2 separate regions of the Homo sapiens genome follow, and region 1 is linked to region 2. A link is a contact called in ENCODE Hi-C or POLR2A ChIA-PET data. All regions are on one chromosome and are shown on one strand. Each heading gives the region's core, a stretch centred on a gene start or an enhancer-like site at or near the end of the contact. The rest is flanking DNA. Distances are from core to core; before and after follow the strand shown. Region 1 has its middle 59 kb from the start of LINC02649. Region 2 has its middle 14 kb from the start of PFKFB3-AS1.

Region 1 (3,310 bases), core at 545-3,044, 79 kb before region 2:
TTGGGCATATAGGGAAGTAAAAATATACTGAAGAATCGCCATTCAGGGAAGATGAAGACCCAGGGAGGGGAGCCCATGTTGACAACTACTGTTTTAAAAAGCAATTGTCATTTCTACATACTAGCAGTAAATAATTAAAAAATGAATTTTTAAAAATCTTTAACTTTTTTTTTTTTTTTTTTTTTTGAGACAGGATCTCACTCTTGTCTCCCAGGCTGGAGTGCAGTGGTACGATCTCAGCTTACTGCAGCCTCAACTTCCTGGGCTCAGGTGATCCTCCCACCTCAGCCTCCCAAATAGCTGGGACTACAGTCATGCACCACCATGCCCAGCTAGTTTTTTGTATTTTTAGTAAAAACAGGGTTTTGCCAAGTTGCCTAGGCTGGTCTCGAACTCCTGGGCTCAAGCAATTGGCCTGTCTCAGCCTCTCAAAGTGCTGGGATTATAGGCATGAGCCACATCACCCAGCCTCTTTAACCTCTTTATGTTTGAAATTTGTGAATGTATGATCCAGTACAAAAAAAAAAGTTAACTAGTCTTTTTTATTAAATATATTTATATAATTTCTATTTATTTATTTATTTGGAGACGGAGTATCATTCTGTCACCCAGGCTGGAGTGCAGTGGCACAATCTTGGCTCACTGCAACCTCCACCTCCTGCGTTCGAGTGATTCTCCTGCCTCAGCCTCCTGAGTAGCTGGGATTACAGGTGCACGCAAACATCCCTGGCTAATTTTTGTATTTTTAGTAGAGATGGGGTTTCTCCATGTTGGCCAAGCTGGTCTCAAACTCCTGACCTCAAGTGCTGGGATTACAGGCATGAGCCACCGTGCCTAGCCTTATATAATTTTTATAATAGTATAGAAAAGCACCCCCAAAAAGGTTCCTAGCATGAGGCATAATAGCAGCCACTTGAATTAAAAACCCTCTACGCAATCTCCAAAAAGAAGTTTATCAAGAAGTACAAATAAGACACACATGCTTTCAGCATTACTGGGATACAGAGTAACTTCAAATGATGCCAAGAATTCCACACCTAATCTCAACATAACCACCTTAGGGGCTCTGCCTGTGGCTTCCAGACCATGGAAGTGGCGTGGGGGAGGGGAGACAGGAAAATCCTTGAAAAGCAGCGGACATGAGAACTGCTCCGTCGCACAGGGCCCCATGCTCAGGACACTACACATGGTTTAACACTGTCATTGCCAGCTTGAAATTCTTAGTAATTTGATTTTTTTTTTTTTTTTTTTTTTTGAGATAGGGTCTCGCTCTGTCACCCAGGCTGGAGTGCAGTGGCACCATCTCGGCTCACTGCAACCTCTGCCTCCCGGGTTCAAGCGATTCTCCTGCTTCAGCCTCCCGAGTAGCTGGGACTACAGGCGCCCGCCACCATGCCTGGCTAATTTTTGTATTTTTAGTAGAGACGGGGTTTCACCATGTTGGCCAGGCTGGTCTCGAACTCCTGACTTCAGGTGATCCGCCCGCCTCGGCCTCCCAAAATGCTGAGATTACAGGCATGAGCCACTGCACCCGGCCAGTAATTTGATCTTTGAACTGATGTTTGAGAAGTGAAGCTTGCTGCCTTGATGGCTGGGAATTCAGCAAGTGAGTAGAAGGGGCTGAAAGGAAGCGTGCTATGTCTACAAGTGAGTAAGTAAGAACGCCAACAGCCCCGAGACACCGCACTTTCTGTTTGACCCAGAACTTGCCCTGACTGCAGAAAGAAGGCAATGACGTTCTAAGAAACTCTAACCACTAAGGAGCCTCATCCTGACCTCCTACTTCCCTGTATTAGCCAAGTACACATGCTGAAGTGAGGAAAGGGAAAGCCAGTGAAACCCACAGTTCCTTCTCCTTTCAGACCTTCCTCACTCATTAGTACGTACGTCCAGGGTAGCCAGCAATGGCAGAACATGAGCGTTATCAAGCGGTGAATAAAAGCAGTGAGTTTGTTTTGTACAATATCTCCATTGTTCTCATAAGAACAAGATACATATGCCTATACAAGCTGGGAAATACCAGTTGTGTGATTGTGGTGAACCCACTTATGAGTTAAATGCGCTTATGTTTGCATGTAAAATTGTCACTGCACAATATAAGGACGAACTGTAGAACTCATGCTAATAACTTGTTTCTTTATTTTGAATAACATTAAATAGCAAATTTTAAAAAACAACATGACAAGAGAAAAAAGGTGAAAGATTTATAATTTAGCACCTCTAAATTCTGCTTTTTTCTTTCACATAGTCCCCAAATTCCGCAGACAATCTTGCGTTACGCTGTCAATGCTGTGAGCCAGCATTCTCCCTGTGAGCATAATGGAGGCAAGGCCTGCTTCGCACGCATGAGACCAAGGCCATCATGCGGGGCCCCAGGTTTGGCAGGGACCCCTTGCCCTTTATTTGGGTTAATGCTCTGCTGTTGCTGTTTTGAAATACTGAATAAATTTTGAAAACGGAGTCCTACATTTTACTTGGACTCTGCAAAATATGTGGACAGTCCTGGGTGAAAGAAGAACATTTGCATTGAATTAGAATTGGAGATCTCAATATGAATGTATATTTCCAATAATACAACCATATATAGATATAGATACACACACATACATATTATAGTTATTGTATGGTTTTATTTACGCATATGTGAACACACACACATATTTATCCCAACTCTGGCCACTGAAACACCCTAGAAGCAATGACACCCACTGGCAATAACACAACTACAACCAGATCTAGGACCGAGGGCTTGTTAGAGACATCGACAGTCTTAGAGCTGAGACAGGGAAGGCACAAGATGAGCCTGGAGTATTGTACAGGCCTAGAAATCAACGACGTCCTCAAAGCAGAAGAGGAGAGCATGCCGAAGGATACAGGAGCCAGCCTGAAGATGCTCCTATGACCCAAATCTGGGACAATTTGAGTGTCAAAATAAATAAGGACACTATGGATTATAACTCATTAAATATAATAGGAATCAATGAATCCATAAAATAAACAGTCTCAAGCTCAGTGGCTCATGCCTGTAATCCCAACAATTTGAGAGGCCGAGGCAGAAGGATCACTTGAGCCCAAGAGTTTGAGACCAGCCTGGGCAACATAGTAAGGCCTTGTCTCTACAAAAAAATTTAAAATAACCAGGCGTGGGGCACAAGCCTATAGACCTAGCTACTCAGGAGGCTAAGGCAGGAGGATTCCTTGAGCGCAGGAGGTCAAGGCTGCAGTGAGCTATGATCATGCCACTGCACTCCCACCTACGTAACAGAACTAGACCCAGTCTCTAAAAAATGATAATAATAAATAGAAAAAC
Region 2 (3,645 bases), core at 298-2,797:
CCTGTAATCTCAGCACTTTGAGAGGCCAAGGCGGGTGGATCACTTGAGGCCAGGAGTTTAAGACCAGCCTGGCCAACATGGTGAAACTCCATCTCCACTAAAAACACAAAAATTAGCTGGGCGTGGTCATGGGTGCCTGTAATCCCAGCTACTCGGAAGGCTGAGGCAGGAGAATCACTTGAACCCGGAAGGCAGAGGTTGCAGTGAGCCGAGATCACACCACTGCACTCCAGCCTGGATGACAAAGCGAGACTCCATCTCAAAAATAAAAAATAAAAACAGATATTTGCAGAGACTCAAAATATCTCCCCACAGAATCCTTACTTATCACAAAGGGACAAAATAGTGACCATATAGTAGAGAAAACTGGCGGGCACCATCTTTAAGCAAGTGATAAAGTTACCCTCAAGCCAGGTGCAGTGGCTCACGCCTGTAATCCCAGCACTCTGGGAGGCCGAGGCGGGCGGATCACTTGAGGTCAGGAGTTCGAGACCAGCCTGTCCAACATGGTGAAACCCCATCACTACTAAAAATACAAAAATTAGCTGGGCTTGGTGGTGCATGCCTGTAGTCCCAGCTACTCGGGAGGCTGAGGCAGGAGAATCGCTTGAACCTGGGAGGTGGTGGTTGTAGTGAGCAGAGATCGCGCCACTGCACTCCAGCCTGGGTGACAGAGCGAGACTGTCTCCCAAAAAAAAAAAAAAAAAAAAGTGAACCTCACCATCAGCAGTCTGGTCTGTGACAGGCACATCACTACTACTCGAGCATCCCTGACAAACACACAGAACCTAAAGCTAATTAGGAAGAAGCAACAGATGGACCCAAGTTCTAAATATTCTAAAAAATTCTAAAAAATAAGTGACCTTATTTTCTAAAAACTAAGGATATTCTAAAAAAATTAGGGATATTCTAAAAAATAAGTGACCTGACTCTGGAAGAGATACGTGCACACGTATGCCCATTGCAGCATCATTCACAATAGCAAACAGGTAAAGCAACCAAAGTGTCCATCGACAGATGGAATGCATGAGCCAAATGTGGAATTTACAGACAATTGAATATTAGCCTTAAAAAGGAAGGAAATCGCCAGGTGCGGTGGCTCACGCCTGTAATCCCAGCACTTTGGGAGGCCAAGGCGGGCGGATCACGAGGTCAGGAGATCGAGACCATCCTGGCTAACACAGTGAAACCCCGTTTCCACTAAAAAATTTTTTTAAAAAATTAGCCGGGCAAGGTGGCGGGCGCCTGTAGTCCCAGCTACTCGGGAGGCTGAGGCAGGAGAATGGCGTGAACCTGGGAGGCGGAGCTTGCAGTGAGCCGAGATCGCGCCACTGCACTCCAGCCTGGGGGACAGAGCGAGACTCCGTCTAAAAAAAAAAAAAAAAAAAAAAAAATTAAAAGGAAGGAAATCCGTCAGAGCTACACCAGAGGTCAACCTTAAGGACTTTTTGCTAAGCGAAGCAGGCCAGATATAGAAAGAAAAACACCGTATGATTCCACTTACACAAGGTCACTACAAGAGATTCACAGAAACAGAAAGCAGAACGGGGGACGTCAGGGGCAGGCGGTGGGGGAAATTAGGAATTGTTGTTTATTGGGTGCAGAGTTTCAGTTTTATAAGATGAAAAGGTTCTAGAGATCTATTGCACAATGGCGTGAATACATCTAACACTACTGAACTGTACACATTTAAAAATGATTAAGATGGTAGATTTTGTGTCACACATTTTTATCGCATTTTAAACTTTTGAAAAAAAATGTTTAAAAAAAAATCAGTGCCTGCACTTTTCAAAAATACAAAGGCCATGAGAGGCAGCAAAGATTGAGGACACACTAGATGAAAGGCTTGTGAGCCTGGATGAAACCTTGAATCACTCTAAATGTTGTTCTTGATTTTGCTAAAGGTAAAGAGCAGTAGTGGGAAAATTGGTGAGACTTGAAGTTTGCATATTAGATAACAGAACTGTATCAGTGTTGATATCCTGATTTCAATCATGATACTGTGCTCGTTTTGAGGAAATACACCCTGAAGTACTTAGGGACAAAAGGGCATCATGTCTGCGTCTAACTCTCAAATGGTTCAGAAAAAAAAATAGGGGCTGGGCACGACATATATTTCTCTCTGTCTTCAGACACACACACACGCACACGTACACACATATATCCATATAAATATATTTTCTCTTCCTCTTTATGAGGCAGATATATATATATATATATGTAGGTAGGTAAATGGATGGATGGATAGATAGATAGATAGATAGATAGATAGAAATGGAGAGGGAGAGAATGATAGAGGAGTCAAATGGTAACACTTGCAGAATCTAGGTGAGAGTGCTATGGAACACTTTGCACTATTTCTGCAACTTTTCTATTAAGTCTGGAATTATTTCAAAACAGCTAAAACTCAGAAATGTTAAAGTTCATGAGAAGTATAAATGCTAATAATTCTGCACATTCACCTCAAAAGGATGATCCTCAGTTTCGGAAGGTGCACACTTCTGAGCAAAATTCTTACCTTTTTTAAACCCATGGCAGCTAAAAATTCTATTTTGAATAAACAATGAATCAAGACATCACTAATATTTCAAACACCAATGCTGAAAGATAATGACAAATACATTTAATTTGACTTTCCATTTGCTGACAACGAAAGACCTGCCCAACGTGAAATGAGTAATTTGTAGAGACGCAGCCTAGAGCAGTTGTCTAAACTTCTCCCATCTCATCACTTACTGTACATGAGACAGCGTAATATAAACCACACTGCACCTGTTACACTATTTAAATACCAAGCTACTACTGGCAGTAAGGCGAAGTGAGATAGGACAAAAAGGCCCTTGCCTTTTCACTTTTTTTTCTGAGACGGAGTATCACTCTGTGGCCCAGGCTGGAGTGCAGTGGTGCAATCTCAGCTCACTGCAACCCCCACCTCCCTGGTTCAAGCAATTCTCCTGCCTCAGCCTCCCAAGTAGCTGGGATTACAGGCACCCACCACCATGTCCAGCTAATTTTTTTTTTTTTAGTAGAAACAGGGATTCACCATGTTGGCCAGGCTGGTCTTGAACTCCCAACCTTCAGTGATCTGCCCGCCTTGGCCTCCCAAAATGCTGGGATTACAGGTATGAGTCGCTGCGCCCGGCTGCCTTTTCACTTTCGAGACAACTTTTCAGAAGCCCACACCGCACTTCCACATTGGTCTCCCCTGCCAGCTTCAGTCGTGGCGGCACACCTCCCCGCAAATGCAGGGAGGCAACATAGCCTCTGAGCTGGGCAACTGCCTGGGATTCTGCTACTGAGGAAGCAAGGAGAAGGGGTATTGGGGGATGCTAGCAGTCTCAGCCACAGTATCTTCTTCCTATAACATACTTTTTCAACAAGCACCTTCTAAAACATAGCCTTTTATTACAAAAAGAACGAATAAAGGCTAGGTGCAGTGGCTCACACCTGTAATCCCAGCACTTTGGGAGGCTGAGGTGGGAGGATGGCTTGAGACCAGGAGTTTGAGACCAGCCTGGGCAGCATAGCAAGACCCCATCTCTACAAAAAATGAGAAATTGTTTAAGAGCGAGAAAAGATACTACACTTTGCAGCCAGACAAGACCATGATGTTTATACATTTAATCTCCAATCCACATACACAGT

Evidence for each region. A loop is a pair of places that touch in the nucleus more often than their neighbours do. ChIA-PET counts read pairs that join two places held with the same protein, here RNA polymerase II (POLR2A). Pooled maps may share reads with other maps.
Region 1: a loop to region 2 is called in a pooled map, with 2.6 times the contacts of the local background. The contact joins two enhancer-like sites. A Hi-C loop is called at or near these places in 5 of 50 pooled maps. POLR2A ChIA-PET finds 5 or more read pairs at or near these places in 4 of 52 experiments (CD4-positive, alpha-beta T cell, CD4-positive, alpha-beta memory T cell, GM12878 and 1 more).

The regions. Positions count from the first base shown.
Region 1 is chr10:6,265,900-6,269,209 of GRCh38, reverse strand. It overlaps a transcript of PFKFB3 not described here. Among named protein-coding and RNA genes, the nearest start is that of LINC02649, 59 kb to the left of the region's middle. Within about 2 kb of position 1,794, at least 9 of the 41 ENCODE cell types and tissues checked have a DNase peak (open chromatin) inside an H3K27ac peak, as active enhancers do.
Region 2 is chr10:6,186,578-6,190,222 of GRCh38, reverse strand. It overlaps a transcript of PFKFB3 not described here. Among named protein-coding and RNA genes, the nearest start is that of PFKFB3-AS1, 14 kb to the left of the region's middle. RefSeq lists a silencer at 2,669-2,728. Within about 2 kb of position 1,547, at least 3 of the 41 ENCODE cell types and tissues checked have a DNase peak (open chromatin) inside an H3K27ac peak, as active enhancers do.